Linked DNA regions of Homo sapiens: region 1 is linked to region 2. A link is an interaction called in ENCODE POLR2A ChIA-PET data of the cell type or tissue named here. Cell type or tissue: PC-3. All regions are shown on one strand. Each heading gives the region's core, and the rest is flanking DNA. Links, peaks and the distances in the headings are about the cores only. Region 1 overlaps FUT8 (fucosyltransferase 8). Region 2 has its middle 50 kb from the start of LINC02324.

The links. ChIA-PET counts read pairs that join two places held together with the same protein. Peaks named below come from ENCODE experiments on the same cell type or tissue, not always from the same donor. Only the 100,000 strongest peaks of a DNase experiment are listed, where the experiment ranks them.
Region 1: POLR2A ChIA-PET joins it to region 2 with 5 read pairs; 1 of 35 experiments calls an interaction of 5 or more read pairs at or near these places.

The regions. Positions count from the first base shown.
Region 1 is chr14:65,669,057-65,686,039 of GRCh38, forward strand. It overlaps FUT8 (fucosyltransferase 8), which reads left to right. Exons shown (of 11, transcript NM_001371533.1): 7 at 187-424. Among named protein-coding and RNA genes, the nearest start is that of MIR625, 210 kb to the left of the region's middle. In PC-3, for the core only: no CTCF peak of the experiment used is centred there; no DNase peak of the experiment used is centred there; H3K4me3 peaks cover 636 bases; H3K27ac peaks cover 613 bases.
Region 2 is chr14:65,163,472-65,180,454 of GRCh38, forward strand. No RefSeq gene overlaps it. Among named protein-coding and RNA genes, the nearest start is that of LINC02324, 50 kb to the right of the region's middle. RefSeq lists enhancers at 5,776-5,875, 7,439-7,498, 7,519-7,688, 16,308-16,507, 16,578-16,667 and a silencer at 10,900-11,194. In PC-3, for the core only: a CTCF peak has its summit at 7,652 (motif pointing right); DNase peaks (open chromatin) are centred at 7,400 and 7,660; H3K4me3 peaks cover 1,218 bases; H3K27ac peaks cover 1,228 bases.

The DNA of each region.
Region 1 (16,983 bases), core at 4,040-12,039, 510 kb after region 2:
TCAAAAAGCTGCATATCACTTACTATGCTGATTACTTGGGGTGTATACCAAACCCCACGACACACAATTTATCTATAGAACAAACCTGCATGTGTACCCCTGAAGATGAAAGATTAAAAAAAAAAAAGAGCAGTTGACCTCTCTGTACAACTTATCTTTATTTTCATTTCTCTTTCTCCCTGACAGAATCCCAAGGACTGCAGCAAAGCCAAAAAGCTGGTGTGTAATATCAACAAAGGCTGTGGCTATGGCTGTCAGCTCCATCATGTGGTCTACTGCTTCATGATTGCATATGGCACCCAGCGAACACTCATCTTGGAATCTCAGAATTGGCGCTATGCTACTGGTGGATGGGAGACTGTATTTAGGCCTGTAAGTGAGACATGCACAGACAGATCTGGCATCTCCACTGGACACTGGTCAGGTAAGGAGCTTGTGCAGCATATGAGATCTCTGGGCTGTTTCACTCAATTACCAGATTATTAGATTTCTAGGTAGACCTTCATGGAACATACTTATCTTTTCCTCTGGATCCATGAATACTATACATTATCCAGATAAAATCTAGAAGAACAGTATTTTATCTTAAAAGTATTTTATTATGTATTTCATTTCTGATGCTCATTTTTATGTGAATTTAGCAAAATCACTGAGTTTTTTTCAGGGAGCATAATTTAATCTTTTAATAATAATGATATGACTTTCACTCTATAAGATGATTTCACATTATTGAACTCATTTTAATATGAAGTAATCATCATATAAAGTAGTCCAGTTTATATGGACTACTATATATGAGTAGCATGAGCATGCATGAGAATCATCTGGAAGGTTTCATAAAACTCCATTTTCTGTTAAGGAAGGTCTAGGCTGCAGCCTGAGAGTTTTAATATCTGACAAAAGTTTTAGGTTTAGGGACCGTGCTTTGAGAACCACTGAGGTGGACCTTGCTGGTAACTTTATCTTCAAATGAAGCCTAATTTGTTTATGTGATTTTAATTGTATTCAGGAAACATTTAATGAATAGTAATGTGACTAAGGTACTATACTAGGCATTATAAGCAGATAGAAACATCAGTAAGAAATTTCCTTTCTCTCCAAGGAAGTGGTGAAGGAGTAGAATATAGAAAAGAATTTCTTACCGCTAGTCTAGTGCTTTTCTTTCTACAATCATGATCTTTAAGATCTAAAGTTGGGCTACCTTGTTAAAATTGTGGCTTTATTGTTTTGTAATCTTGGACAAGTTACTTAACCTAGGTCTTAGTTTCCTTATCAGTAAAATGAAGAGTAATCACTTTATTGAATTGTTGGTAGATTAAATGAAATAATATATGTAATGCACTTAGTACTGATATATGAACTTATATCTAGTAATTTTTAGCTATTATGAATAGCCTTTATTCATTAAACAAATGTATAATGAGTGCCTACAGTGTGACAGATACTGAATTAAGTGATCAGGATAAATACTAAGCAAGACAGTACACATCCTCTGCACTCATATCTTGTGGGAAGTCCAACATTTTTCAAAAAACTGAGGCACTTCAGTTAATATCATTTATTGTGGGGCTAAGCACCTTTTTTCACGAGCTACAACACTAGATACGAAATAGGGAGCTATGTCATCAGCAAAGTAACTTTGGTTCCTTCATTTCTTTTGCCTCCTTTGAAAAAAAATCGGTAATATCTGACTCTTTGCAGAAGTGTCATGAAACTTAATTGAGTACTTTCTATAAAATACTTTGAGTTGCTCTGCAAGAGGTCCTGTATGGATTAAAAGTATTGTGTTTTGTCTTCTGTAGGGTGTTTTAGAAGCCTTATTTTATATATCACCCGATTTTTTATTTTTAACTCACTTCAGATTTTAAGGTGAACCTCTTTATCTAGAACCTAGTTAAGCTTTAGTTTTAAGGTTATATCTTCCACTGATCTGGTCTGTACTTTTCACGGCTAGTGCCAACAGATTAGTTATAAAGGTTAGGAAGATACTAAATTTGTCATTCAGGAAAAGAAACTCTACCAGCCCCACTATGGCTAACTTTTTTCATTTCATGGACTTAGTTCAGTTTAAACTTCCTTGATTGTGGAAATAATAGCCAGGGCCAAACTATGTTTCCCTGGTTCTAGGGGGAGACAACTTTTTGTATGGTAGTCAGAAAAGTGAAAAGTTACAGATTTATCAGGTTTAATATATAGTTTAGCCCTGCCCGTGTGCTACAAGTGGTTATTTGGTTTGTTTGATTTTTAATCCTTACTTGTACATTTTGTAGTCGGTAGTGGCAACCACAGGGTATGAAAATTTAACATGGCTTGAATTTCAAACACTCAGAATTTCTTAATGTTACAACTAAAGAGGATGTAGAAAGCATCCTTTCTTTATTCATCTGGAATCAAAGGCCTAGTTAAGGCTAAATGACTTACCCAGGGTCATACAGCTTATAAATGCCAGAACTCTGGTTAGCACATTCACTTGTACATACCCCCAGTCTAAGTCCTTATCAGTAAACTCATGCCAAACACTTTACCTCGTTACTAGCAGAATAATCTACCATCATTACTAGAAGAATGATGATTAGAGGCACAGAAACTGCCTGGAATATCTAGGAATTAAATAATTTTAATAATTTAGATACCAATCTTTTATCTGAAAAGAGATTTCTTTTAAGCTTAGAATATTTTTGTTTTTATGAAGAGTATGGCTGCCATCAATTTATCTGCTTATTTACATTATCTATATATGTGCCCTTTAGAGAAACTATTGAACATATTTCCAAGAATTAGAGGAAATAGTGAATTTTAATAAGCTCCTTGACTTTAATTCTTTAGTTAGTCATAAATCAGCTGTGTCTGTTGTCATTCTGAGTTGTACAAAAAATCTTGGGATATTTCCTTTGTCACCATTACTGTGAAATTATTATTGTTCATACATAACTTGACATGATGTCCTTGCAGATGGAATTTAGTAATTCTTGTTCAAGTCTGTCCACCAGTGCAGGAATTAGTTTGTACAGTGATCATTTCATAGCTATATCATACCTTATTATGGTTGGTGTCTATTTTTCTCCTCCATTATTTTATGTTTGTGTGTGAAACTATATCCTTTGTACCAAGTAAAATGGTTAAGTGAAGGAAAATACTAAAGGTAATGCTTCCAGTAAAAAGTAATCAAAATATTTCCCATCACCTGTACATGCCATGTCTATTCCTAATAGTTTATGTGCCCTAAGGTTGTTGATGAAATGATCAATTTAGTTTTTTACACCACAAGATGTTTCCTCAGCCTGAACTAACTACACATACTAGACCTGATTCTTCCACATAGATTGCTTGTGATAATTCAAAATGGGAATCTTGCCTTTATGTTTAATAGTTTGAAGTACCTTTCAACAATATTTATTTATTGTTTTTTGTTTTGTTTTTAGAGACAGAGTCTTGCTCTGACACCCAGGCTGGAGTGCGGGGGCATGATCCTAGCTCACTGCAGCCTCGAACTCCTGGGCTTAAGCAGTCCTCTCACTTCAGCCCCCACAGCACCTGGGACTACAGGCATGCTCCATCATGCCCAGCTAGTTATTTTATTTTTTATTAGAAATAGGGTCTCACTATATTGCCCAGGCTGATGTCAAACTCCTGGCCTCAAGCAGTCCTCCCACCTCAGCCTCCCAAAGTGCTGGGATTATAGGTGTGAGCCACTGTGCCTGGCCTCAACAATTTATAATTTGGTTTTTTAAAGGATATTGACTATTTTAGGCTATATATGATGACTAGCTTTCAAAATGCTTTTCTAGCTTATATAAACAATATTGAATAGATGATTTAGTGATAGAGAACTCCACTTAAATTCAGTTCCCCACTTCAATCTTTTTCCTTGTAAAAATTAAAAATTATTCACCTTAACAGTTAAACTACCTAGGCTGTTCTGTCTTTCCTTCTCTTGTCTTTTTCCCACTGTCTTAATAAATACATAAGTTAAACTGAATTCTTAATATGATAAATGTAATTGGAAAATTTTATTTGTAAATGAAAATAATGACTAGTAAAAAAATAATTTATAAATACGATAAAGTTTGATGCCCTGGAGGCGAGGTGCCTGGTTTAAATACATGTTTAGGTAGATGACCGTTTGGTATATCCACTTATCTAAACTGAACAGTTACCTTCTCTCCATGCCTCATTTCCAAAAGGTTTTAGTCAAAGAGTTTTATTTGACATCCTTAAGGTTTATGTGGAGGCAACCTTGAAATAAAAGTAATTCAATTAAAGTATTTGCTATTTGCTAGATACCTATGCTGTACTACATGAAGACAGACACAGTCTCTTTCGTGTAAAGGGCAGTCAAGGGGGAAAGATAGACAACTGAATAAGCAATTAAAATATGTTGTGCTAATGTGGTGGTATGGTTAAGACTACCCTGAAGCAAATATCTAATGCATATTTGGGGTTCTTTTGGAAGAAATGATTTTTAAGCTGAGACCTAAATTATGAGTAGGAGTCAACCAGGTAGGGACATGGTGGAAGAATTTTCTGTCAGTGGGCACAACATGTAAAAAGACAGGCAAGAGAACATGGAGTCACTGGGGGAACTAGTAGTAATTCATTGTAAAGCTTGAATACTGAGAGACTAGCTAATGTTTCCTTTTAAAAACAAGCATCACTTACAGGATTTCCATTTTGATGGTTGTGTATTCTTGTTCTTCACTAAAACTGACAGGTTTTAATTCGAGAGTCAAAGCTGTTTTTTTGATTTTGGTTTAGAGAGTAGACAGAGTTATAAGAAATTGATTTCAGATGACTTTTTTGTTATCTCATAACTATTAAACTGTTTATTCAAATATCTCACTCAGGTCAGAAGGAAAATCTTTAGCAAGTAGAACACAAATGAAATTATACTTTCAGTCTTTCCTTTGATACTAATATTTTAACCTTTACAAAACTACTAAGATGTCTGTTGGAATCATCTAAATATTCTAACCAAGTTGTATCCTTAATAAGGATTGACGTCAGGTAGACTAATTTATAAACTGATATTAAGCAATAATGTGATTAAGAATATATAGATATAATATACATATTAGGCTATAGATATGCATATGTTAAGTCTTTTTACAGTAGTATTTTCAGTCTTTGATAATTGTATTAATAGAAACTTAAAACAAGTACATTTACTATTTTTGATCCCTTATGCTGCAAAAAATCTTGATTTCTCTGTTTAGGGGATCTGAGGGAGAGGAAGGATATTAGACTGTGAGTCTGATCCAGTTCTGTTGTTTTTAGCTTTCTGAACTTTGTGAATTAACTTAGCTTCTGAACCTCAGTTTAGCTCTTTAAAAAACTCATGATACTCATTATCTACCTCCCTGTCCACCTGGAATATATTATTAGGTTATAACCTGCAACAACAGGAAAGTTATCCTTTTATTCTGAGATGAAAATCATGCCTTTATAAGAGCTTCATATGTAGTTTTCTGTCTAAGTTAAATGGAAAAGTTGAAAGAAATACAGAGAAGCAAGATAACTTCTGAGAATAACTTCTAGACATTCAGAATATCTCTATGCTTAATAAACCCACAATTTAATCAAAATAAAATTCTGGGCCACTCATAGAGTCTCTCCGCAGCTACCTGAAGCCTTCAGCAGTTTTAAGTATTTTTTCTATCTCAACATACCTAAGATAGAAGGTATACTCTTTCTTATGATAGTTATTCTGTGTAATTAGTGAAACTGGCTTTGTTGCAGCAAAGATCTGGTTGTGCAGGAGGCTATTTGGAGAGTGAGTTGGTACCACATATAGTTGAAAAGCTAGCTGTCTCCTCTCCAAGATTCTAGTAGGTTTCTCTGCCCTTTACCTGACTCCTTTTAGAATCATTAACCTAAACAAGTATCATTGCAGGTACATAAGGACTTTTGATTCAACTGCTATAAAACTTTTTTGTTTTACTACTTATGGGCCACAAAAGAAAGAAAGATCTTTGCTTCAGGAATTTAAAATTCCAGTTAGAATATACTTAATGTCTCAGAAGAAGTTAAGCTGCTTTTCACCATTACATCTTCTTTCATTTCCCACTTAAGGAGATAGAAGTCTATGGTATCTCATTAAAATCTAGTGGGATCATCAGGAAATACAGGAATAGGGAACTGAAGCTTTGTCCACATTGTAGCCTTGACCCTTGTGAGCCTACACTCTTACAATTACAGATATTTATTTTCGTGTTTATCCTGTAAGTGCTTCTCAGATTGAGTTGTGAGTAAACCTGGGGAAAGTGAATTAGAGATTTGCAACCTACCAGGATAAAACATGGTACATTTTCTTGGACTATTAATTTTATTTACTGGTAGGTAAGCTAAATCATTTTCAAATAATAAAACAAGATCTGTAATGGTATAAAATGAAAATTTGATCAAACTCCAGCCCATTGATTGAGGCCAGACTTCATATTCTCAGTAGCATGAATTTACCTTCCTCTGCTGTTAGGAGCATTTTGGTGGAAAATTTTAAGAAACACCATTCTATGAGTTTTTTAGCTGTTTATTTCACCTTGACAGAGACTCCATATGGGAGCAAAGCAGCAAGGTACTTCTAGGTTATTTACCTTCTAGGTTATTTACACAGTGCCAAGCGTTTGACCAGAGCACATTAGATGTAATAAGAGAGGCCGGGCGCGGTGGCTCACGCCTGTAATCCCAGTACTTTGGGAGGCCGAGGTGGGCGGATTACCAGAGGTCAGAAGTTCAAGACCAGACTGGCCAACATGGTGAAACCCCATTTCTACTAAAAATACAAAAAAAAAAAATCAGCCTGGCGTGGTGATGGGCACCTGTAATCCCAGCTACTCAGGAGGCTGAGAGGGAAGAATCACTTGAACCTGAGAGGCGGAGCTTGCAGTGAGCCGAGATCGCGCCACTGCACTCCAGCCTGAGCGAGAGAGCAAGACTCTGTTTCAAAAAAAATAAATAAACAAAAAATAAATGTAATAAACAAAACCTGTCTCCCCAGATCCCCATCCAAATTTCAAAACATTACCCTTCTAGCTATGTGAAGCACTTTTATTAAACTGTAGATTTTGTTTTGAAAAAATAGTCTATTACCAAGAATGAATCTTTTAAGCAATTTATTCTCCCCTTTTTAGAAAAGGTTCTGGCAGAATGAGTTCAGAGATAAAAGGACGTGTGACTTAGGAAAAAGCAATACGTATTTAGCATCCACCTCACTATGGAGTGTAAACTATTTCATTGGAAAAGTTTCTGAAAAATCTCCTAAAGTCTATTTAGGACCTATCCAAGGTTGTTAGAGCTAGAGATAGAATCCAGGTGTTCTTAATTTCCTGTGGGGTGTCTGGGCCACATAGCCTTGATAACTGTCTCAGAAATTATCAGTGTTTTTATAAATACTGATATACCTATTATGATAGATGTATTCCTTAAAGATTTGGCATAAATTATTACAAATTGAGTCGTGTTTGAAACATTCCAGCGGAGCTAGATTACAAAGTAAATAATCTTTTTTCTAATAGGAGCTAGTAGTCGGTCCCCTGAGTCACCCCCCACCCCTCCTTCCTTCTTCCTTCCCTCCTTCCCTTCCTTTCTTCCTTTTGTAAGTATTTGGGTTTTTCTGTTTTCCTCAGACATACTTATGTGAATCTTTGAGTCTCAGTCACAGTTGACCTTCAACTCAAACACCAAAGTATAGAAAAAGAAGATTGCAATCTTTCAGTAGCATTTTGATAACAGAGTCTTGTTTGCTTAAAACATGTGGATCACGTTAGAGTGATTCTACAAACAAGATAATTGTTGACATTTTGAAGAAAGTAAAGAATGCATCCTGTCCCTTTTGGTTAGTTTTATATGCCAGAGCTCTGAGTATGATGTGAATCTGTAATTTCTTTGTCTCCCTTCCCCAGGATTATATAAATTGTAGGCTAATTTCATGGAATAGGAAATAATAAAGTCCGTGATCTTTAGTGGAGTTATACATATTTTTTTCCCTCCAAAAGGTTGTTACTCAGTAAGAAAGTTCTATAGTGGTTTATACATCAGTTCCATTGGAAAGAAAGACATATTTGTGTGTGTGTGTGTGTGTGTGTGTGTGTGTGTGTGTGCGCGCGCGCATGCGCGCGCACGTATGTGTGTGCGCATGTGTGTTTTTAAGTAATAGACTTTATTACTCATGCATTTTTGTTGCCTTAGCAGAAGGTCAAAAGCAGATTACAGAATCATAAACCTTCTTAGATGATACTTTGGTATCAGGCTTCTTTCTTTTGTTTTGCTTCCCCAAATACAAAGATCAAAAATATTCTTAGCAGTTATTGAAAATAATTAGAGTTGAGTCTTCCACCTCTTCCTAAAGAGGTCCTCCTTTTGATTCAATTTAAGTTTAGTCTCCTATTATAAGTAGCCATTAAACTTAATGCAGGTTATATTCTCTGGAAGCAAGAAATTGCAACTAGTGATACTATAAGTCATACTGATTTTCCCAAAAGATATATTACAATTAGAGTTATCATTTTTGTTCAGATTTTGATATCCAACTTTACTTTTGAAAAAGTACAACTGCCAGCAAATACTGTATTAGGTATAAATAATGGGCACATTTATATTTATAATGTTTTTAATTATAAAGTTTCTTTAAAAAAAATGGATCAGTACCATAAACAGGGAAGTACACTAGTCATTCAGTAAAAATTTGAATGTTTCTAGATGCCATGGGAAATATAAAGATGACTCTTCAGGAACTTGTCATTGAGTATCATGAGACCCATACATCTGTAAATGTAAAAAAGGTAGTGTCATAAGAGAGGTATAAGGTCCTGTGGGCCACCAGAGAATAGAAAAACTGTTTCTGGCTAAAGCAATCAGAGACTTCACTAGATCCATGAGCTGGGCTCTTAGAGAATGAAGAACATCATTTACCAGGACAGATCAGTGTCATTGATTTGGAGTCAGAAGTTATTAGCTGTGTTACTTTGGGTAGTGTCCCTTAACCTCCCTGTTCTGTGTACCTTACAGAGTTGTTATGAGCATTCAGAGTGATAATATATTTGACAGTGGTTTATATATTCTAAATCACCATATGTTATTATTACCACTTTAGTTTTATGGGAACAAAGCAAAATAACAATAATAGCATGATTGGGTTATAGAGTTTCAGCAGGGCTTCTTTTAACTTTAACAGCCAACATTAATGAAACTCAGAGCTACTTGATGGCTTTTTGTGTAGCCATCCTCCCAAAGAGAGCCAGCTTTGGCTCCCTAGCTCCCCTAGCCCACATGAGGATCATTCTCCACTTCTGTTGGGTTTTATTTAGGTTGCCCTGTAAAAATCTCAGTGTCTAGGCTGACTAAACATCAAAAATATGCTCCTAATCAAGGAGCTGACCAGTTTCTCTTAGTTTCTGGGACAGGGTTGCCTTCTTAGCTAGAGCCATCGCTGACCCCAGTCAGAGAGCTCTCCTGACAAAACAGTCTTCAGATAGTCTTTTTAAGGTCTCCAAGTTGATAGGATGATGGCTGGGAGTAAAGGGGGGTACTAGGAATAAACCATTTTGTCTTGGAGCTCTAATATGTATATAATACTAAGAGAAGCAAAAATAGGCCCCTGTGAAGCCTCTACTCTGTGGGAGCTAACGCTTAGGAATCTGAACATACCCCAGGTAGGAATTTCCACGTAAATTTTACCTAAAAGTAGAAAGGGTTTTTTCATTTAAAAGTCTTTTTTTCTAAACACTGCAATGGAATTGTACAAATCCTAAGGATCTGAATATTAGAAATAAATACATAACAGTGAGGGCCTTTGACTGAGAAAACATCCCTTTGGTATCTCTCTATTGACTGGAAGGAGCTACATAATGCCAGACCAGCAGAGATTATGTAAGCAACCAAAAACGTAGTATTGAAGCACTGCAGCATGATCCTTTCCTCTCTAGGTTTTGGGTCTTGTATATTATATTTGAAGCTATTATTTAGTGCATCTAGGTTCTGGCTAGGAATGAACTGGAACATTTCAGTGGGATTTTAAGGCATGGTGAAAAAAGTAGTTGATGAAAGAGTAAATCACCGTGTTTTTCTTTCTTTGCTGCCACTGCCCATCTTGCTGTGTTCACTGAAATCAAGTGTAGGAGTTGGGGAGTAGGTTAAATACCTGCCTCTGCTGCTACATCTGGCAAATCTTGATCCATATAATTTAGAATTAATAATAGGACATTGGCAAAAATAGGCATTATACTGTATGTTCCTCTTTTCTAGATTAGATCCAGTACCAACCATGGGGCCACCCAAATTGAGACATTAGAATCTATACAGCAATCTTTCTGCATTCTTTGGAAATATAATACCTAGATTGAATTCAGAATATGTTATCTACATTTTAAAAGTTATATGGTGTCTCTATTTCAGAGGGAAGATTAATATTTTATGGCCTGTCATAAATGACCATCTTAGAGGCACCCATTTGTTTTATGTATGCATTAATAATGGAAATTGAGTTCATTCAACTATTGTAATTTTTGTACATCTGTATCATGATTTATATATTGCCTCATTGATGAGCATGTAAATTATTTCAAGTTTTTGCCATTATAAACAGTGACATAGTATCTTTATGCATATCTCTTTGTGCATATATATTAATTTTCCTAGGGCAGTGCTTACAAACTGTATCACATTATACTATATGTAAAAATTATTTTTACTGCCCATATTATCACCTGGGGGATGGTGGCAAAGCTACAGAGGTCTCTGACAGTGTGTCACATATAAAATCTTATGCTCTAAAAAAGGGCTTGACAAACTATGGTCCTCAGACCAAATTTAGCCCCCTACCTATTTTTGTAAATATGGTTTCATTAGAATATATTCATGCCCATTTGTTAGTGTGTTGTCTATGGCTGCTTTTACACTACAGTGACAGAGTTAAATGGTTCCAACAGAGGAACCATTGTATATGGCCCACTGTATTAGTCAGGGTTCTTCAGACAAACTGAACCAATAGGATATATAGTGAGATAGAGCCTGAAAGATGTATTATAAGGTCAGTACCTTATAATTAGCTCACACAGTTATCAAGTCTGAGAAGTTCCACGATCTGCCATCTGCAAGCTGGAGACCCAGGAAAGCCAGTAGTGTATTATAGTTGAAAGGCCAGACAGAGAGCTAGAGGGCTGATGGTGTAATGATTCCAGTTCAAGCCTGAAGGCCTGAGAACCAGGAGTGCCAGTGGCAGAAGACAGATGACCTAAAGATATTCTCTTATGTTTTCTTCCAGAAACTTTATAGTTTTAGCTTTTGCATTTATGTCTATGATCTCTCTAGTGTTAATTTTCATGTGTCACATAAGATAAGGGTTAAGACCATTGTTTTCCGTATTTTTATTCATTTGTTCTAGCCTTATCTGTTGAAAACTTTTCCCATTTGAATTGCCTTGGTCCCTTTTGTCTAAAATCAATCAGTAATATATGGATCTATTTCTGGTTTCTCCATCCTGTTCAGCTGCTCTATTTGTGTCTATCCTTACACTTTAAATTTTTATCAGCCATCAGATATTTCACAGCATGTTGATTAGAAAGCTGTACATATGCCTAGAAGTGGTATTGTTAGGTCATATGAAAGTATACGTTTCTTTAACTTGCCTACATATGCCTAATCCCTCTATGGAAAAATTATTTCAGTATCTCCTCTGCTCTCAGAATCCTTCTCTTTTTAATCTGTCTTCCACAGTGCCATCAGAATGATATTTTCGAAACCAAATATGACTTTCTCTCCTAAGGCCTTCCATGGCTGCTTAGTGTATAGAAACTCCTTGCTTAGAATATAGGATATAAGCTCCTTCACATAAACAGCCTGCTTTTCAAAATGTGCCCTGCACTCCATAATTCACTAGTCCACCTACAAATGTATTCCTTGAAAGTTTTGTGTACTTTTACTGATATACTGGGAACATGTAATTCTTCCTCTCTAGAGAATATCTTTCCTCCACTTCATCCCATGAAATCCTATTTATCTTTTAGTATCATTCCCTTTGTGATATTTCCCTCCAATTGTCCCCATGTTTTCACTGTATTTAAACAGTTCATGTTTCTTTGAGTATACTGTGAGTTCTTTAAGAAGCTTGTCCTATTTATTTTTGTTTCCTCATTGCCTAATACTACTGGCCAATACTTGTTACTCAGTTTTTTTAAATTAAATTGTCTATGATAAGCAGAATGGTCCTTGAAAAATTTTAATCTCCTTCTGAATCTATCAAATAAAGAAAATACCACCTTACCTATGTTATTCAAAGGTTTCTGGTGAAGAGCAAATGAAGTAATAGGCATGGAAATGTTTGAAGAATGTTTTAAAAATGTGATGGCCTTATTGTTGTTTATAACAAAATTTCACTAGAATTAATCCTCTTGGTTTCTTACAAGCTTTATTATGGTGGAACTTTGCCTTCATATATTTGCATTGGTTAAAATTATCCTAATATTAAAAGACTTTAAAGATTTTTATTTCTAATGTTTCCAGTAAAACTGAAAATAACTTAGTTAAAAAATATTTTTGCATTTAAAACTATAGAAAATAAGGCATTTTCTTTATAAAATCTCAGTTGTATGTGTGTATGTGAGTGTCTTTTTGGATATCTTTGATTCAGTGAATATACTGAGTACTGCTCAGTTCAGGCACTATGATCGTGATCACATTACAGTAATAGCTAATATTTAGTGAACCATACTACGTTACTGTGCTAAGAACATCACATATAATCTAATTTAATATTCACAATAACCCTTATTATCCACATTTTATATAGGTAAGTAACTTGCCAGAGGTAGTACAGCCGCTGATACAGAAACCCAGTCTGACTTCAAAACCTGACCTTTAAATATTGTGCTCAGGGATCAGCAAACTATAACACCCACAGCCTGGTTTTGTAAGGCCTGCCATATTTTCAACAGGTTGTTTTAAAAAAAAGATGTGACAGAGACATATGTGGCCTGCAAAGCATAAAATATTTACTATCTGGCCCTTTACAGAAAGTGTTTGCCAGCCTAAAGATGGTTAAAGAGAGTCCCTGTAACTCTGGAAGCTCCCAATCCAAATAGGAAATAAACACAAACATTTTAAAAGTCTGCCTCAAGAGGCAAAATGTGGTTAGTGATGTTATTATAAAGATTTAAACAAGAATCCCAAGGGGGCCAGGTGTGGTGGCTCACGCTTATAATCCCAACACTTTGGGAGGTTGATGCAGGAGGATCGCTTCAGACTGGGAGTTTGAGACCAGCTCATCAACATAGTGAGACCTGGTCTCTTAAAAATAAAATTTTTTTTAAATTAGCTGGGCATGGTGGCACATGCCTGTAGTCCCAGCTACTTGGGAAGCTGAGGTAGGATTGCATGAGCCCAGGAGTCCAAAGCTACAGTGAACTAGGATCATGCCATTGCACTCCAGCCTGGGCAACAGAGCAAGACCATGTCTCAGAAAAAAAAAAAGGAACCCCAAGGGATTGGAGGTTGTAGTCATTCCAGCCAGAAAACTTAGAAGAAATGGCATTTGAACTGGTTTTGAAAAAGTTGTAAAGTGACCAGACATCTTAGGTATAGAAATCTGCACACCCGGAGTACTTGGCAGGTGATGATAAAAATACTTGCCCATGACATGCCAAGATACCAGAACTCCTGGGCATTATTTTTCCTTCTACCTCTTATTTGCTGAATTATGTAGAAGAGTGCATCAAAACATCTGCTTCTTAGTTTAGCCTTTAGTCAGTTGTGAATAAAAAATTGGTTCTGATAGTTATCTTGTATTTTTCAAGTGAATCAAAAACAAATCTGATAGAGGGTGCTTCAGTGCAAGTTATTTTTTAAGCTGTAAAAATGTGAAAATGGTAGTGCTTTAGTTAAATAAACCTTGCATTTTGTATTCAGTCTTAGCTGTCATTGGATTGGCAAAACTGAAAACCAATGTTTACATTCACAGTAATTGCAATTTTTTTTTTTTTTTTTGATACGGAGTTTTACTCTTGTCACCTAGGCTGGAGTGCAGTGGCACCATCTCGGCTCACTGCAACCTCCACCTCCCAGGTTCAAGCGATTCTCCTGCCTCAGCCTCTTGAGTAGCTGGAATTACAGGCGCCCACCATCATGCCTGGCTAATTTTTTGTATTTTTAATATAGATGGGGTTTCACTATGTTGGCCAGGCTGGTCTCGAACTCCTGACCTCGTGATCCGCCCGCCTGGGCCTCCTAAAGTGCTGGGATTACAGGCGTGAGCCACCACTCCTGGCCAGGTTTCTTATTTTTAGGAATTCAGCATGTAATTTTATAATGCATTTGCATTAATTTGGGAGAAAAAATGAAACCATGCTTTTGAAGAATATTGGCAAAAGTTGTCAAGTTAAGATAGAATTGCTTGTTAGGAAACTTTTTAATTGAATTGAGGAAATGACACAAGATTGGCATTGTTATTACTCAACCCTTGATTGTAAACAGTGCCAAAAATATAATAACACTGCCATGAAAGATTTATATTTTGTAAATAAAGCACACAGAAAAATATTAAACTACATTGGGAGATGCATTTTCTGCCAACATAATTAAGAATATTACAGTTAAATAATCAAATATTTGGATATTGAGGAATTTTATTCTCAAAGAGAAAAAAGGATACTTTATGTGGATTGAAAAATATTCCAGACACCAAAAATAAAAGCAGAGGAGGCATAAAGATTCCCTGATTTTACAGTTTGTGTAGAATAGCATCCATTGTATGAATAATGAATATTATGTCTATATTCATGACATTTTTTTAAAATCTGATAATAGCTTCAAGCTGTTTCTTTTTCTGAATATCATTAATATTAATATATAATCATTAAACTAATTAATGTGTATGTGGGCAAATCACTGTTCCCTATTCTATTGTGGATATATAATTGAAATTAAATGTTTCTCATTTGAATAAGTGAAATCTCTTCTTTGAACATTTTTCTTAGCCTGAAAAGAATATATATTAATGATAAGTAGCAACTTTGGTTTCTTTGTTATACGTTGGTGCAGATATTTTGGTTGGCATTGATTTTATATTAAAAATATATATATATTTTATCGCATTTTCAGTTTGATAAAAAGACTTCTACTATAATAACTATAATATACCCTTAAATATTTATCAGTACATATTCCTCTGTATTTTAGTAGTGGAATTATCTATGTAATTGAGTGAAAACAGGAGTAACCACAGATGCATAAAAAAACACATCTGTAAATTATTGCATTTGCCATCTTTTATTAAAGACTGCCTTGCAATTCTGTTTCACGGAAATGAATTACCAGTAGGTCTTTAGAGTATGCTAAGATGACGAAAAGGGAAGAAGGAATTCTTCTCAAAAGATTTGAATGTAGTCTTTGAGTTGTAGCTAAAGAATAGTCTGAACCCTCTATCTACTCATGTCATTCTTTAAAAATAGTGGAAAGAAATGGTTCCAAAAGCTATATTTTGAAGCTATTATCTGTTGTCAAGGGCAAACTAGCATTTTAAAGCTATTGCTTTGATATGGTTTAGCTTTGTGTCCCCACCCAAACCTCATCTTGAATTATAACCCCGAGGTGTTAAGGGAAGAACCTGATGGAAGGTGATTGAATCATGGGGGCAGTTTCCCCCATGCTGTTCTTGGTGAGTTCTCACACACTTCGTAAGCATCTGGCATTTCCCCTGCTCTCACTTCTCTCACCTGCCACCATGTAAGACTTGCCTGTTTTGCCTTCCACCATGATTGTAAGTTTCCTGAGGCCTCCCCAGCCATGTGAAACTGTGAGTCAATTAAACCTCTTTTCTTTATAAATTACCTAGTCTCGGGTATGTCTTCATAGCAGCGTGAAAATGGACTAATACATGCATTTTGGTAAAACAGTATGTTATTATCCAGTTTCATGTTTAATTAGTTTAATTTAAATTAATCAAATGCCATTTTGTATTAGGGGCCACAGGTAAGAGAAACTCACAGAAAAGGATTGTTGAATTTGTGGATTTTTAAAGGCCATTGCTGTCTCCTTTCCTGCCTCCTCTCTATATTTAGGCTAGTGACTACCAGAAAGAAATAGGAAGATAAAAGCTCACACTTAAAACAAACAAACAAACGAACAAACTTATTTTACAGTCTTTTATCAATGGAGTATGAGACAGCATATTTTTGCAAAGTACCGCTCCATTTCCTAATTCAAAAAGGAGATTTGGACACAGTTTTCCCTGGCAGCACTGAAATAAGAATTTGCTTTCTCTCAGTGGCCGTATAAAACAGTGAGAATAATGCAGTCAACTCTCTAAATTAATTTAAAGAAATATAATTGTAGATAGTTTGAAATGGTAAATATTCAAAAAATTAATTTTCCTTCACTTTGGACAGTTGTATGCCATGCTATTGTAGGTTAACCCTATTACCAGAAAGGGGGTCCCAATCCAGACCCCAAGAGAGGGTTCTTGGATCTCACACGAGAATTTGGGGCAAGTCCATAGAGTAAAGTGAAAGCAAGTTTATTAGTAAAGTAAAGGAATAAAGAATGGCTACTCCATACGCAGAGCAGCCCTGAGGGCTGCTGGTTGCCCATTTTTATGATTATTTCTTGTTACATGCTAAACAGAAGGTAAATTATTCATGAATTTTCTGGGAAAGGGGTGGGCAATTCACGGAACTGAGGGTTCCTTCCCATTTTAGACCATATAGGGTAACTTCATGATGTTGCCATGGCATTTGTAAACTGTCAGTGATGCTGGTGGTAGTGCCTCTTAGCATGCTAATGTATTATAATTAGCATATAATGAGCAGTGAGGATGACCAGAGGTCACTTTCCTCACCATCTTGGTTTTGATGGGTTTTGGCTGGCTTCTTTATGCAAGTTGTTTTATCAGCAAGACCTGTATCTTGTGCTGACCTTCTGTCTTATACTGTGATTTAGAATACCTGACCTCCTGGGAATGCAGCCCAGTAGGTCTTAGCCTCATTTTACCCAGCCCCT
Region 2 (16,983 bases), core at 3,655-11,654:
TTCGAGACCAGCCTGGCAATATAGTGAAACCCCATCTCTATTAAAAATACAAAAATTAGCTGGGTGTGGTGGTGGGCACCTGTAATCTCAGCTACTTGGGAGGCTGAGGCAGGAGAATTGCTTGAACCCGGGAGGTGGAGGTTTCAGCAAGCCAAGACCGCGCCACTGCACTCCAGCCTGAGCAGCAAGAGCAAAACTCCATCTAAAAAAAAAAAAAAAAAAAAAAAAGGAAATGGTGTGTTAGAGCCAGCTCCTACAGCTTGTGAGAGGCCGATTGTTAAATTTTCAAAAATGTTGTGAATCATTATGTTGATAGCTTGAAATTGGTCATAATGGGAGTATTTACACCATGACAATTGGGAAACACTACCAATCAGGGCTTCTCCAGGCCAGAAAGCTGGTTGCTAGTCACTTACCTGCATATGCCTGGGCAAAGAGTACCATTTACCTCACTGTTTGGGGGTTCCTTGTGGCCTTTTGAGGGGGATAATGACAACTCTGTCTGGCTTTGGCCTTCTCTCCGTGATGTCCTGATGGTAATCATCTAGGAAGTACTGAATAAATATTTTTACTTTGGAATATATTATGAGATGAAATACAGGTCACCCTTGTCTGTAGGTTTCTCTACTTTCCTTCTCCTATATCTAAATCACACAGGACAGGCTTATCTAGGATAATATCTCCTGTATACTCCATTCCTAGTCTCTCTAGACCGTATAGCAGCTAGTACAATGCCCAGGACAAAGTAGGTGCTCCAGAAATTGTTCAAGGAGGCTTAGAGAATCAATATCACCTGTTAAAATTTTATAGTTTTCCTGACTGTTGTCAGCAGAGGGCGATACAGGACTACTGATGTGCCAGTTCCAGCTCTTTACTCTCTCTTTAAGAGAGAAAAATATGAATTAATTAAGGTGAATGAAGTAGGAAGGGGCCAAACTGAATTGATGACTTTTAGATAAAGCATCAGTTTTGAAAAAGAAAATTGCAGCATTCAAATGATAATAGTAAACATCATCCTGTAGCACTTTACATATTACAAAAAGCACTTGGCCTACACAGTCTTCTTCAGTGCCTCGGACCACCCTATGCAGGTGTAAGCATCACAGTCTTCTAGGTGCATGTGTGGAGTCTGCAGTCACAGAGGAGTCGCCACTGGACAGGACTGGCCTGGCTGTAGTACATCTGTTGTACCCAGGGACGGGGAAGCCTCAGTGTGAAGGTTGCAGGGAGCCCAAAGCATCTGAGCTCCAACTGACTCTCTGACTTTGGACAGGTCACAAAACCTTCCTGTGCTTTAGGGATAATACTGGTACATGGCGTCAGGACATGGTGTGGAATGAAAAGAGAGGATGCATACAAAACACTTAATAGACTGCTTTTCAGGTAGTAAAACACTTAGGCACTGTTAGCTCTTACAACACCAGGCACCTGACCTGAGGGTGAAGGCAATGCTCAAGGTTGTGTAACTAGTAAGGACAAAGCCAGGACAGAAGTCCCACCTCCTCCAACCCAGGGTCTCTGCCTCTGACGAGGGACACCTGTCCCCAGCTGTCAGTGCTGACAAACCTTCCAGCCGTGCTAATCATGGCTGTCATTCTTACTTAAGTGCTTGAAGACTAGTTTTTAAGAAATTCCAGCCAGGTGCGGTGGCTCATGCCTGTAATCCCAGCACTTTGGGAGGCCGAGGCGGGCGGATCATGAGGTCAGGAGATCGAGACCAGCCTGGCTAACATGGTGAAACCGGGTCTCTACTAAAAATACAGAAAAATTAGCTGGGCGTGGTGGCAGATGCCTGTAGTCCCAGCTACTCGGGAGGCTGAGGCAGGAGCCTCAGGCGTGAACCCAGGAGGCGGAGCTTGCAGTGAGCTGAGATTGCACCACTGTACTCCAGCCTGGGCGACAGAGCGAGACTCTGTCTCAAAAAAAAAAAAAAAGAAATTCCTTCTTGAAATCCTGTTTATGCTATTAATTTATTTAGTGGCCAGGTGCAGTGGCGGCGGCTCATGCCTGTAATCCCAGCACTTTGGGAGGCCGAGGTGGGTGGATCACCTGAGGTCAGGAGTTCAAGGCCAGCCTGGCCAACATGGTGAAACCCCATCTCTACAAAAATACAAAAATTAGCTGGGCATGATGGCAGGTGCCTGTAATCTCAGCTACTTGGGAGGCTGAGGCAGGAGAATCACTTGAAGCCGGGAGGTGGAGGTTGCAGTGAGCTGAGATCGCACCATTGCATTCCAGCCTAGGTGGCAGAGCAAGACTCCATCTCAAAAAAAAAAAAAAAATTGTTACTAACTCATTTTTCTTAAAGAGCTGACAGTTAACTTCAGCCAAGTGCTACCCAGGGCTCATGATCTGAATCTGAGTGCTCAAAATCAAGTAGGTTTATGGTCCTGAGCATGTTAAAGCCAGCATGTTTAATAGGAGTTTAATAGGAGAGGAGTAGTAGAGATTCTGGTTCTGTTTGAGGCAGGAAGTTCACATGTAGGGCTGATATTGTCAGATTTTCTGATTTTCCAAAAGAAGCATGAAGTCCAGATTTTTTATGTGAAATATCTCACTTGATAAATCTTAACTAATTTATATTGTGTAAAAAAAGACCACAGGGACCAGATAAAACATGTTTGTAGGACACATTGCTCTGTGGCTACTAGTTAGTAACCCCTGAAAAAGCCTTAAGGTAGGATGAGGCAGGGCAGGGCAGCGTAGTTGTGGCACATGGTTTGTGTTCCCAGGGGCAACAAGAGTAATTCCATTTCAGTTTGGAGATCCTTGTCTAAAGCCAGTACATTTTGCTCAATTGATCATTATTTTTCTTTGGCTGAGTTAAGTAGCATTCTTCGCTCTTTCGCTAAAGGATCAATTCCTTGTCTCAGGAGCATTTGAAGCTTCTGGATGAGGATTAGAATGATTGAAATCTATCTGTGACCCTGTGGAGTGACTCCAGGCAAGTCTCAGATGCCTCTAACCCTCTCCATCCAAAATGCCCAATGCAGCTAGGTTTCTTTTAAGATCAGCAATGATTATTGTTTTTCTCTCTATGCAGAAACTTGCTTCAAGAAGGAGTCTCTACCTTTTAAGTGCCAGGCTAGGAGCCTCTTTATTGGACCACATTAGATCTTCCCTACAGCCCAATTTTGAATTATTATTTTTATTGCTTTCTTATTCTTTAACACTCAAAAATCTTTGGAAACATAAAAGCCTGTGATGTAGTTCATGTTGTGAGTTAAGGGAGGTACAAGAAGTGTGTCATTTCAGGTCCTCTGAGAAACACATGCCAAGATGGAATTAGGCAGAGCATAAATGCACGGGGGAGAATGTATGTGAAGGATATAGGGTGTGGGAGCAGGAGTGGTGAGGACAGCCCTCAGGCAGCAGTGCAGGCCTGGCACTTGCTGAAGGAGAGTGGAAAGGAAAGAGAGTTGGGTAGGAAGAATCTAGACTACAGCATAGCTCCAAGAAAGCCACAGCCAGGCTTATGGGAAGCCCAAGAACAGAGGAGTTGCCACTGGACAGGACTGGCCTGGCTGTAGTACATCTGTTGTGCCCAGGGAGGGGGAGGCCTCAGTGTGAAGGCTGCAGGGAGCCCAAAGGATCCATAGTGTAAGGCTGTCATCCTGCTACTCCTGGTAGCAGGTTCTCTCAAAGGGAGATCAAAGTGAGGTAGGAGGTGAGACTTTACTTTGAAGGCAGGGTTCAGATACTGGACCAAATTGGGGACTAACTAAAACAAGTCCAGGGCAGAAGCACCACCCCATAAGACACGCCCATCACTGTGCCCTGTCAGTTTACCATTACCATGGCAACACCCAGAAGTTCCCACCCCTTTCTGTGGCAATGACTTGACAACCTAGAAGTTACCACCTCTTTTCTAGAAATTTCTGCATAAACCACCCCTTAATTTGCATACAATTCAGAGCAGGCATAAAAATGAGTGCAGAACTTCCTCTGAGCTGTTACTCTGGGCCCACTGCCTATAGGGTAGCCCTGTTCTGCAAGGAGCAGTACCTCTGCTGCTCCTGTGCACTGGGCGCTTTCATCAAAGGCTGTTCAACACCATTGGCTTGCCCTTGAATTTTCTCCTCGGCAAAGCCAAGAACCTTCCTGGGCTAAGCCCCAATTTGGAGGTTCATCTGTCCTGCATCAAAAGGTGCTTTCTTGTGACCACCACAATCAGCAGGAAGGTTTTCGTGATTTCATAAATATGTGGTTATTTTTACTTATTTTTATACAATAAGAGGGAGGAGATTGTGGGGGTTCAAAGTTAGTCCTGGCTTTGTGGCTCCATCACTGTGCTGGCTGTGACCTTAGGCAAGGAGCTAAATTTCCTTATCCCTTTTGTTTATTTACTCGTTTATTTTTGTTTGTTTATTCGTTTGTTTTTTTAAGAGTCTTGCTTTGTCACCCAGGCTGGAGTGCGGTGGTGTGATCTCGACTCACTGGAACTTCTGCCTCCCAGGTTCAAGTGATTCTTGTGCCTCAGCCTCCCGAGTAGCTGGGATTACAGGCACCCATCACCACTCTTGTCTGTTAATTGAAAACAGTGAAAGTATCTCTCCCATGGAATTACTTTGAGAGTTTTGATAGAAGGTATGCAAAGTGCTTAGCACAGTGCCAGGTACCTAGCAAGTATTTTTACTTTGGAATATATTATAAGATGAGATCTAGGCTAACTATCCACTGATGATTACTTTGATTTTAGAGGGTCTTGTTTTTTGAAATGATATTGTTAAGGTGAGTCTGGTCAGTAGGCAAACTGAAATGCATGTATGGACAATGACCCCCAGCTCAGCCTGAGTCCCCCAGCAGCACTCTCCCACCAACCCTGTGAGGTAGGTTTTATTATGTTTAGTTTACAGATGAGCAAACTGAGGCCCAGAAAGATCTTGGTGATTTTGTGGAGCAAGTCATTCAGGAATGACCAGAGTATTGCATTGCATCCCCTTAGTTAATGATGGGCAGGTGACCCAGTAAGAACCAAGGAGATGTGGTGAGACTGCCCAGGGTAGCTGCGAAGATGTTGAGCTCTTTTACTAATGGTCTTGGACCAGGGAGAATGTGAGGCTGGTGATGCTGAAGCTGTCTTACCTGCACAAAGGTAAGCCTCTCTGAGAATGTGGCAGAGGCAGAAATATTTGGCCTTGAATGAGTGAATCTAATAGCCATCCAAACCCTTTCTCCTATAACTGCTCTTTTTTATTTTTTAATTTATTTTTGTTTTATTTTATTTTTAAAAAATGTTTGTGGGTATATAGTAGGTGTATATATTTATGGGGTAGATAAGATGTTTTGATACAGGCATGCAATGTGAAGTGAGCACATCATGGAGCTCTAACTACACCTGAGGAGATTGCTAGTTGTTTCAAAATACCCCTCTTCTTCATCATGTGACTAACAGAACTCCTCAAGTTTTAGCTGGGCACATGGCTACCCAAGTACTACATTTCCCAGCCACCCTTACAGCTGGTTGTGATCATGTGGTTATGTTCTGACCAATAGCATATGGGCAGAAGAGAAGTGATGAATGCAACTTATGCATTGCATCCTTAAAAGAAAGCTTCTTGCCCTTCTCTTATACCTTCTCCCTTCTTGGCTAGGATATGACAACGGAGTGACTGGTCAGACTGCAAGGAAGAGGCAGAACCCTTTCACAATCTTGGGTACGGTTTGTTCTTTGACTGTTATATGAGGCAAAACCAAACCAAACAAAAAACACTGCTTCTACTGCAGGGACCAAAAAAGCTTAAAAACGTACTTTCCCAGCCTCCTCTGTGGCTAAAGTGGCCTCATGGCACTGATGTATTCAATCAACTGGAAGCAGAGGTCAGCTGGGAACTTTGGGGATTGATTTACTTTTCTGGATAAAAAAAAAAAAAATCGGAAGTTAGCTAGCCTCTTCTTTCTGCCTTGAATGTCTAGAGCTGGACCTGTCCTCCTGTGACCCTGAAGACAGTAGAGCTGAAATGAAGAAGGAGGCTGGGTTCTTGATGACATTACTGAGCTGCTGCATAGTAACGTCATCTATGCCTATTCTGGGCTGCTTGTTGAATGAGAAAAATAAACCTCTCTCTGGACTTCTTATGTGAGAAAAACAAACCACACTTTGTTGAAGCCTCTGTTAGCTGAGTTTCATGTTATTGCAGCCCAAATGCCCAAATATCAGTGAAACTTAGTGGTGTGTCAGACAGCCCAGATGTTGATGATGTCATCTGGCCTTCTGAATACAACTGTGCCTGAGACTAAACCCAAGCCCCTGGACTTTTCAGCTATTAGAGAAAGAGTAAGTTCTCTTTCTGCTTAAGCAGTTTAGGCTGGATTTTCTGTGGCCTGGATGGAAAGACCCCTGATACAACTATGAACCAATAGCAACTAGATACATTCTGTTTTCACCTCCTCTTAGTCTCTCCCCTGATTTTACGGTTAAAAAAAAAAAAAAAAAAAGTAAAATTAGAGCAAGGAAAGAAAGAAGAAAGGAATAAAGAAGGAAGGATAAGATAAGAAACAATAGAAGACTTGAACTAAATTAAAAGAGGTTAGAGGCCAGGCACGGTGGCTCATGTCTGTAATCCCAGCACTTTGGGAGGTCGAGGCAGGTGAATCACGAGGTCGGGAGATCGAGACCATCCTGGCTAACACGGTGAAACCCCGTCTCTACTAAAAAAAAAAAAACAACACACAAAGAAATTAGCCGGGCATGGTGGTGGGCGCCTGTAGTCCCAGCTGCTCGGGAGGCTGAGGCAGGAGAATGGCATGAACCTGGGAGGTGGAGCTTGCAATGGGCCGAGATCACACCACTGCACTCCAGCCTGGGCAACAGAGCGAGACTCTGTCTCAAAAAAAAAACAACAACAACAACAACAAAAAAAAAAACAAAAGGTTAGAAGCTTTTACAGTTCCTTTGTTTGGAAACCTGGGTCCTAGTGTCCCTTGCGCAGGATGCTCGTTTCTGACTTTTGTGGCCTGCCCTTGACACCATTCGAGCATATGGATTTCAGTGGGTAGTGTGACTCAGCTTCCCATTCCCAAAACTCCAGAGCCACATTGCTGGGTCCCTTCACTCTGCTTTACTCTCCTCCCAAGACAGACGTAGCATGGGCCACGTGAATTCATCCATGTCCTGAACTAATCTGGTTGTTCTACCAGGTTACTCTTAAGTTCATGGGCCATCACCCCCTTGTACTTACTGAGCTCCAGGGTTTTCATCTCTTCTGAGAATCGACCGTTTAGTCCAATCTTAGTACAGACCAGCATTAATAGGCAATTACCACAGGGAGATAATACAGAGGGAAAAATGGCTAAAAATATACAGTGAATCACAGAAAATTACATCTCTTAAAACCTACAGTGTATTCCTATTGCCATAGCAACCCTTGGCTAGTAAAGACAGAGATGATTTATCACAGGCTTTCCCCGGAGCTCGGTTCTGCCGGAAGCACCTCCAGCCTGTGGTGAGTTCCAGCGAGGAGGGCAATGCAGACATCATACAACCGGGTTTTCTCTCCTCCATCCCTTCCAGTGGCATTTCTGCGGCAAGAAGACTTGAGTTCCTTCTATATAACCCAGGTCATCTCCCGGCCCCTTTTCTGAGATGAAAGTGGCTGTCTCTAACCTCTGACAACGCGGCGTCCTGCCGACACGATGTGAATGCCAGCGGCAGCAGTGCGCTGACTTCCAGGAGGGGGCAGTGGGGCTGGGGGACATGAGGAGGCTGTAGGTGCCAGACCGTCTGAACAAATGAGGAGAGGAGAGGAGTTCTTTCTCCTCCTGTTCCTTTTCCTCCCTACTTCTCTCTCACCTTCCCACTTCCCTGACTCTCCTCTCTACCCTGCTACTTCCTCAGTAGGTCTACTGTGAAATGGACTGGACATACATCAGGACCGGGAGAAGAGAGAGGAAGTCATGTCCTCACTTAGGAAATGAGTCTGGTCTTTAGGAAGATTATAAAATGTATGTAAATAAACATCTTGTTATTTCGTTGGAACTCTAAAATTCACTGGCATAGATGCTGTGCTTTCTCATAATGTTAAAAATTAGATTCTTGAATGCTGTTTAAACATTCATAATTTGGAGAAATAGCCTGGACCAGAGTTTTGGAGAATCCACCTTCAAAAATAACCCTAGCTGGGGGGCAGTAACATGCACCTGTAGTCCCAGCTAGTCAGGAGGCTGAGGTGGGAGGATTGCTTGAACCCAAGAGTTTGAGGCTGCAGTGAGCCATGATCACCTCTGTAAATAGCCACTCTGCACTCCAGCCTGTGCTATGTAGTAAAAGATACCCTGTTTCAATAAAAAAAAAAAAAAAAAGAAGAAGAAGAAGAAGAAGCTGGAAGGAGCTCCCATTCAAATCTTGGACAATCTGAACTTTTAAAAAATAATAATAATAATCAACTGGGCACGGTGGCTCATGCCTGTAATCCCAGCATTTTGGGAGGCCAAGGCGGGTGGATCACCTGAGGTCAGGAGTTCGAGACCAGCCTGGCCAACACGGTGAAACTCCATCTCTACTAAAAATACAAAAATTAGCTGGGCATGGTGGTGAGCACCTGTTTTCCCAGCTACTCGGGAGGCTGAGGCGGGAGAATTGCTTGAACCCAGGAAGCGGAGGCTGCAGTGAGCCGAGATCACACCACTGCACTCCAGTCTGGATGACAAAAGGGAGACTTCATCTAAAATAATAATAATAATAAATTGGATAAAATGTGAAAATCTAAGTCCATATTAATATAAGCAAATAAATAAATGGAGAAAAAGAAAAAGGCTTTCCTTAGAGTAAAATTACAACTAATATAGGTATAAGAAATGATAAAATTAGAAAATGACCATTTGGTAAACCTTAGAGTCATTAATGATTCAGGCAAGAATTATCAAGGGATGTTAAAACTAGTGGGTAAAAATTTGATGAGAAACAGTGTATTTACACAATCTCAAAGTAGATCCTCATAAAACACCTATTGATTTCAAAGAGAAAAATAATAACTTTACAGTAGAGAGGACTGATAATCCCCACCTGAATCAAATGATCAAAGTTAACATCGCAAGGGACAAATGGGACAGATTGATAGCATATATCTCCTGATGTATGTGTGCTGAAGGACATGATATCACCTCTGTGGTTTTCCTGCCAAAAAGGTACAACCGGAATCTAATTGTGAGGAAACATCAGACTAATTCAAAAGGAGGGACAGTCGATTAAATAAATGGCTTACATTCTTCAAAAATGTCAGTGTCATGAAAGACAAAGCTGAAGAACTATTCTAATTGAAGAAACCTAAAAAGACATGATATTGCTGGCCGGGCGCGGTGGCTCACGCCTGTAATCCCAGCACTTTGGGAGGCCGAGGTGGGCAGATTAAGAGGTCAGGAGATCGAGACATCCTGGCTAACACAGTGAAACCCCGTCTCTACTAAAAATACAAAAAAAAAAAAAAAAATTAGCGGGGCGTGGTGGCGGGCGCCTGTAGTCCCAGATACTCGGGAGACTGAGGCAGGAGAATGGCATGAACCCGGGAGGCAGAGCTTGAAGTGAGCCGAGATCGCGCCACTGCACTCCAGCCTGGGCGACAGAGTGAGACTCCGTCTCAAAAAAATAAAAAAAGGCCGGGCGCGGTGGCTCACACCTGTAATCCCAGCACTTTGGGAGGCCGAGGCGGGTGGCTTACGAGGTCAGGAGATCGAGACCATCCTGGCTAACACGGTGAAACCCCGTCTCTACTAAAAAAATACAAAAAATTAGCCGGGCTTAGTGGCGGGCGCCTGTAGTCCTAGCTACTTGGGAGGCTGAGGAAGGAGAATGGCGTGAACCCGGGAGGCGGAACTTGCAGCGAGCCAAGATCGCACCACTGCACTCCAGCCTGGGCGACAGAGCGAGACTCCGTCTCAAAAAAAAAAAGTCGTGACATTGTTAAGAGGTTGGATTGGATGTTGGATCAAAACATTTTTTTCTCTTTATAAAGAACATTATTTTGCTCTTATAAAGAACATTATTAGAATAACTGGTGAAATTTTACATCAGAAAGATGTATAGTTTAGATAATAGTGTTGTGTCAATATTAATTTCCCGAGTTAGATAATGTATTTGAGTTATGAAAGAGAATATTCATGTTTTTTAGGAAACATACACTCAAGTATTTAGGGATAAAGGGGGATCTTATCTGCACCTTACTCTCAAATGGTTCAGAAAACAGTCTACATAGGGAAGGAAAATCAGAAGCAGACAGGGTGAAAAGGACACAGGAATTGTCTGTACTCTTGTATTTTTCTGTGAAAAGTACTTTGTGCTTTTCTGTAAGTCTGAAATGGTTTCAAAAGAAAAAGTTCCCCATCTGCAGACTCAGAAATCCTTTTCAGTGAATTTTCTTCCCAGTCTTTTCTTTCCCTCCCTCTGATGGTATGCCTTAGTATTTCCGTCCTCACAGCTCCCTTTACAAAGCAGAATTCTGTCGAATGGGGGAGTGTGAGGAAGGGGTGTGTGTGAGTGTGTGTGGGGGGTGAGTGTGTGTGAATGTGTGAGGGTGTGTGGGGGGTGTGTGGATGTGAGAGTGTGTGTGTTATGTAAGAGTGAATTGTGAGTGTGATATGTGAGTGTAGGTTGTGTGTGTGTAAATGTGTGAGTGTGTGTGCTGAGTGTGTGGGGGTGTGATGGTATGTGAATGTGTGTGGGGTGTGTGTGTGAATTTGTGTGTGATGTGAGTTGTGAGAGTGTGTGTGAATTTGTGTGATGTCCGTGAGTTGTGTGTGATGTGTGAGTTGTATGTGATGTGTGCGTGTTGTGTGTGTGAATTGTGTGTGATTGTGTGTGAATTGTGTGAGTGTGTGATATGTGTGTGTGAAAGTCGTGAGTGTGTGTGTATGTATAGTGCAACTACTCCCTCAGGATGTCACAGAGGCAAACCATAAAGCCGGGATAAAGTCAGTTGTTACGATGCCGAATAAGGCCAGTGAATGAAGTCAGAAGCCCCTTGGTGGTTCTTTTCAGGTTTCTGTGGACAGGAGGGCGTGGTCTCGGCGGGATGCACTGACCCAGCTCAGAGAGCTGAGAGCATGTGAGAAACAAGACCGAGTTCCTAGTCTGCATGCTCGCCCGCTCTCACTGTCTCCCCCTCCCCTGCTCTCTTTCTCACACACTCCTCTCTCTTTCCTCTTCTGTCCGAGAGTGCCTTTGAATACTCTGGAACCAGGTGAAGGGGCCATTTTCTCTCTGGGACAGACATCTCTCCACAGCAGGGGGACGTTCTTCCCTGGGGCCAGAGAGCAAGGTTCAGTATGCAGAGCCCGCTAACTTTGGGTTCAGACCTTGGCAGGGTGGGGTGAGGGCAGCCTTGTGAGGTCTAATGCCTCCTCCCCCTACATTTGGTCTGGCTTGTTTAGAACCTCGTATCCAGGTCCAAGAACCTGGATACAAGTCCCAAAGCACTTACCCTAATGCCTGCACAATGGTCATGGCATGAAAAGACTCCAAAGGCAGGTTTGCCAGATGCTGCATTAAAATTCATTCCCCTACTTTCTCTAACAGCCATTCGCTTTAATTCACTCATCTCACTATCATGAGCTGCAGCGAAGCAGAAAGTGGTTCTGCTATTTTTAAATGATCCCAATGGAATGAAATAATGTCTTGATTCCTTCCCAGTGGTCTAGGGACAATCAAAGTGAAGACTAGGGGATGGGCAAGGTAGAACTCACCCTCTCTTGGAAGTGGGCATCTATCTGTCTGACTCTTAGCTTTTTAGAGCACTGGCTTTTGCTTGGAGGGAAACATAGAGAAGAAAAAAGATAGAGTCATTTTCAGTTCTGAAAAGATATTTGTCTCAATCCACCAACATCAACCAGATATGAGTTATATAAATCAAATAGGCACAGAGCTTCAGGCTAGCCTGTGACAAAGAAAATTTAAATATTTAAGAGCCAGTCATGAAGGTACCAGGAAAGGGAGATAAAAAATAAATAATTAAAATTAAAGAAAGAGCTGGTCAACCCTTATCTGATCAGCTTGGAGTTCATTTTCACTCCAAGACACTAAGTCTAAGCCCTTTTATTTTTTACATTTTATTTATTTATTTAGCGACCAAGTCTTGCTCTGTTGTCCAGGCTGGAGTGCAGTGGCGTGATCACGGCTTATTGCAGCTTTGACCTCCTGGGCTCAAGTGATCCTCCCCGCTCAGCCTCCCAAGTAGTTAAGACTATAGGTGCACACCACCACACCTGGCTAATATTTATTTATTTATTTATTTTGTAGAGATGGAGTCTCACTATGTTGCCCAGGCCAGTCTCGAACTCCTGGCCTCAAGTGATCCTCCCATCTTGGCCTCCCAAAGTGCTGGGATTACAGATGAGCCACGGAGATTGGCTAAGCCCTTCTAAAAGCCATACGCTGTTCATTCCTGTGGAGAAGGTGGACCCCATGGCTGGGGCCAAGGTTGTGTATTGATTACAGAGGATCCAACTTTCTGCTCCTCATGTGGCCCATTTGCCCACATATTAACCTCCAAATGGCTTTCCTCCAGGGATGCTATGTACAAAATAGCAGCATCTTTTGGCAATCAAGTGGGAATCAGTCAACTAATAACTAGATATTAAATGTAGACCATACTCAGTGCTTGGATAACCCTGTAAAAAATAAAAGTAGCTCTGGCCAGGTGGGGTGGCTCACGCCTGTAATCCCAGCACTTTGGGAGGCTGAGGCAGGCGGATCATGAGGTCAGGAGATCGAGAGCATCCTGGCTAACATGGTGAAACACCGTCTCTACTAAAAATACAAAAAATTAGCTGGGCATGGTGGCGGGCGCCTGTAGTCTCAGCTACTCGGGAGGCTGAGGCAGGAGAATGGCGTGAACCTGGGGGCAGAGCTTGCAGTGAGCCGAGAGCATGCCACTGCACTCCAGCCTGGGCGAGAGAGCCAGACTCCGTCTCAAAAAAAAAAAAAGAAAAAAAAAAAGTAGCTCTAAGATGGAAGTGTGTATGATGAAGAAACTCCCTGCATCATCACAGTAACTGAAACGGGGATAGCCAAGAAGGGCTCCTTCATCTGGGCTGATTCACTCAGACTTCTAGGGCCTAATGCTGTTGGAGGGATTTTAGTGTTTTTTTTCAAGGTTTCCATGTGGCAAGATAGCATTAACTCTTAGATGGAAAATGCACCGTTTTCATAGGGCAACATATACCTTATTTTCTTTTGCCATCTGAGGAAGCACATTAACAGTTTCAGAGCCAATATTTATAATTTTAGCAGAAATGTTCTCACAAAGATCTCAAAACTCCTATAACAGACTTGTGAAAGAATTACTATATTTAAGGAGTGGGAAGTCTATAAGAAGCTCCATGGCAGAGGGAGGAGTTGAGCTGAGATGTCCAAGACCCAGAGCCTTTCTCCAGTATTGTGGGTGGTGGCTGTGAGTTGGGATGGGTATCACTGTTGTCTTGTAGGGGTGAGTTTTGCCAGGGATTCTATTTTCCACATACCATCTCGGCAATGGTTTATTTTGGTGTATGCTCAGAACTTGGGCAAAATTATTGACTATAAATGGGCTTAAATCTCTCTTCTAGTCGATTGAGTGCATACTTAGGACATAGTATTTTATGACACCATTATATTCTATGTATCTTGATTATAGGAGAACGCTATAATCCTATTGTATTCATCATATTCACTGTAGTGAGTTAAAGAAGGTTTAAAATTCTTTGCCTCTCTTACTATCAAGAAGTGTGGTCTATTTTCTATTTCTTTGAAACAGACCAACTCTGACACTGGTTTTGACAAATAGAATACACTGGAGGCCAAACACAGTGGCTCACATCTGTAATCCCAGCACTTTGGGAGGCCAAGGCAGGTGGATCACTTGAGCCTAGGAGTTTGAGACCAGCCTGGCCAAAGTGGCAAAACCTTGTCTCTACAAAGAAATTTAAAAAATTAACTGGGTATGGTGGCACATGCCTATAATCCCAGCTACTTGGGAAGCTGAGGCAGGAGGATTGCTTGAGCTCAGGAGGTTGAGGCTGCAGTAACACTGTATAACTTCTAAGGCTGGGCCCTAAGATATCCGTAGCTTCCAATTTTGTCCCATTTGGGAGCAGTTGCCATATAAGAAATCTGGTTACCTTGAAACTTCTATATCATGAGAAAGCTCAACCTTACCACGTGGAGAGAGGGACCAAGTGGAGAAGTGCTGAGGTGCCAGACACGTAAGTGAAATTTTCTTAGACCTTTCTGTCTAGCCACTAGGTAAATGAAGCCTAGTAAATGACCTCAGCCAGTGGCATGAGGAACAGAATAACCACCCAACAAAGCTCTGTCCAAATTGCTGACTCAGAGAAACATAAGCAAATATGATGATTGGTTTAAGCCAGTACGTTTTGGGGCAATTTGTTAACTAGTATAACAGAAACATATCGAATCAAAGTTGATGGAATTAGTGACCCACACACCCACCCCCATTACACAGCAACAACAGGATCCAGATGGATAAAGCTTCTTTATAGTCATTCAAATAGCAAAAACCTTACTGAGCTGAGAGCAGAGCCCAGAAAAATCCCCAAATTCCAGGTGTGGTCTACATGATATTAAATGGAGATATTTTTCTGAAAGCAACTATTTTCCCTCATACCGCTTTTCTGTAGTATGTTGCATTTTTCTTTTTTATTTATTTAATTTTTTGTTTTGTTTTGAGATAGGGTCCCACTCTGTGCCACAGGCTGGAATGCAGTGGCGTAATCTGGGCTCACTGCAGCCTCAACCTCCTGGGCTCGAGCCATCCTCTGTGTCAGCCTCCCTAGTAGCTGGAACCACAGATGTGTGCCACCATGCCTGGTGAATTTTTCTATTTTTTGTAGAGACAAGGTTTTGCCATGTTGCCCAGGATGGTCTCAAACTCCTGGGCTCGAGTGATCTACCCACCTCTGCCTCCCAAAGTGCTAGGATTACAGGCGTGAGCCACCTCACCTGGTAGCTGTGTCTTTCCCACACTGGCCATTATACCTCCCTACTGTAACCCCATTCATTTATTTTATTTTTAAAACAGTCCACAGAATATCATAATAGTAACATGTGTAAACAATGTAGCTACCCGATAGTAGAAAAAAGGATAAATAATTTATAGTACATCCACTAAAAAAATCACCAACTTGAATCTCTTAAATTTAATGCTACAGAAGGGTATCTATGGGCATTGAGAGATATTCTTCTCAGGGAACCTGCCCCGATAGTCACTTAGGTTCTTTTCTATTTTCCCTAAGCGTCGGCCGGCTTGAGAAATAAAGGGACAGAGTACAAAAGAGAGAAATTTTAAAGCTGGGCATCCGGGGGAGACATCACATGTCGGTAGTTTCCGTGATGCCCCACAAGCCACAAAAACCAGCAAGTTTTTATTAGGGATTTTCAAAAGGAGAGGGAGTGTGCGAATAGGTGTGGGTCACAGACATCAAGTACTTCACAAGGTAATAGAATATCACAAGGCAAATGGAGGCAGGGCAAGATCACAGGACCACAGGACGGGGCAAAATTAAAATTGCTAATGAAGCTTCGGGCACCACTGTCATTGATAACATCTTATCAGGGGACAGGGTTTTGAGAGCAACCGGTCTGACTAAAATTTATTAGGTGGGAATTTCTTCTTCCTAATAAGCCTGGGAGCGCTGTGGGAGACTGGGGTCTATTTCACCCCTACAGCCTTGACCATAGAAGACGGGCACACCTAGGGGGGCTGTCTATAGGCCTATACCCCCAGGTGCGTATTCTCTTTCCCAGGGATGTTCCTTGCTGAGAAAAAGAATTCAGTGATATTTCTCCCATTTGCTTTTGAAAGAAGAGAAATATGGCTCTGTTCCGCCCGGCTCACCAGCGGTCAGAGTTTAAGTTTATCTCTCTTATTCCCTGAACAGTTGCTGTTATCCTGCTCTTTTTTCAAGGTGCCCAGATTTCATATTGTTTAAACACACATGCTCTACAATTTGTGCAGTTAATGCGATTATCACATGGTCCTGAGGCAATATACATCTTCCTCAGCTGACAGGATTCAGAGATTAAAGTAAAGACAGGCATAGGAAATCACAAGGGTATTGATTGGGGAAGTGATAAGTGTCCATGAAATCTTCACAATTTATGTTTAGAGACTGCAGTAAAAACAGGCATAAGAAATTATAAAAGTATTAACTTGGGGAACTAATAAATGTCCATGAAATCTTCACAATCCATGTTCTTCTGCCATGGTGTCAGCCGGTCCCTCTGTTTGGGGTCCCTGACTTCCCACAACATATTTCCAATATATGTCATGGAACAGTGTTATCCCACTTTTAAAAGTCTTATATACAGTATTCGTATATGCCTAGAAGAGGATATGATTTGTAATAAGGTAGAGAAGAATATGGGGACTCTGCATGCTCTTATTTGAGTTTCCTGAAATAAGCATGTCATAACATGCTTTTGTAATATGAAATGGTGAGAAAAGTGCTATTTAGGAGGTAGAAGTAGTGATGGAATGGAGGAAGTCTTCTCCAGGGAAGGGGAATGAGGCTGAAGCGCTGTGACTCAGAGAGAAACACCTGTGGTGTCCGGAGTTCCCCATTTGCTATTTGCCCTCCTGTGCACGGAATCTGTGACAGGCAGCCTGCCAACGACATGACCTCTGTTAATGACAGCTGAAGTCTGGGCTCGTGTAGATTCTTAAGCAGAATAGGAATCAGAGTCAGAACTGTGGTTATTAGATGAGTGGCCTTGTCAGAACTTTATCACCAAGTAGTATTTATTAAGCACTCTCTTGCTTTAATGAGTCAGGAAATAGGGTTCTCGTTCCCTTTATCATTCACAGTTGTGTTTCTCAGCAAGTGCAGGGCTCCCTTCCTAAAATGGCCCAGGACCCTTTCTCCTGAAGCCATATTACTAGGCAGAATGTTCCAGGGATGCAAAGTGTTGAGTCAACTACAGAGTATTAACTGAATGTCTCATTGCTCTCTGGGACTTTTTATTCTGGCTCTCACTTCTTCTCCCTACCTCCTACC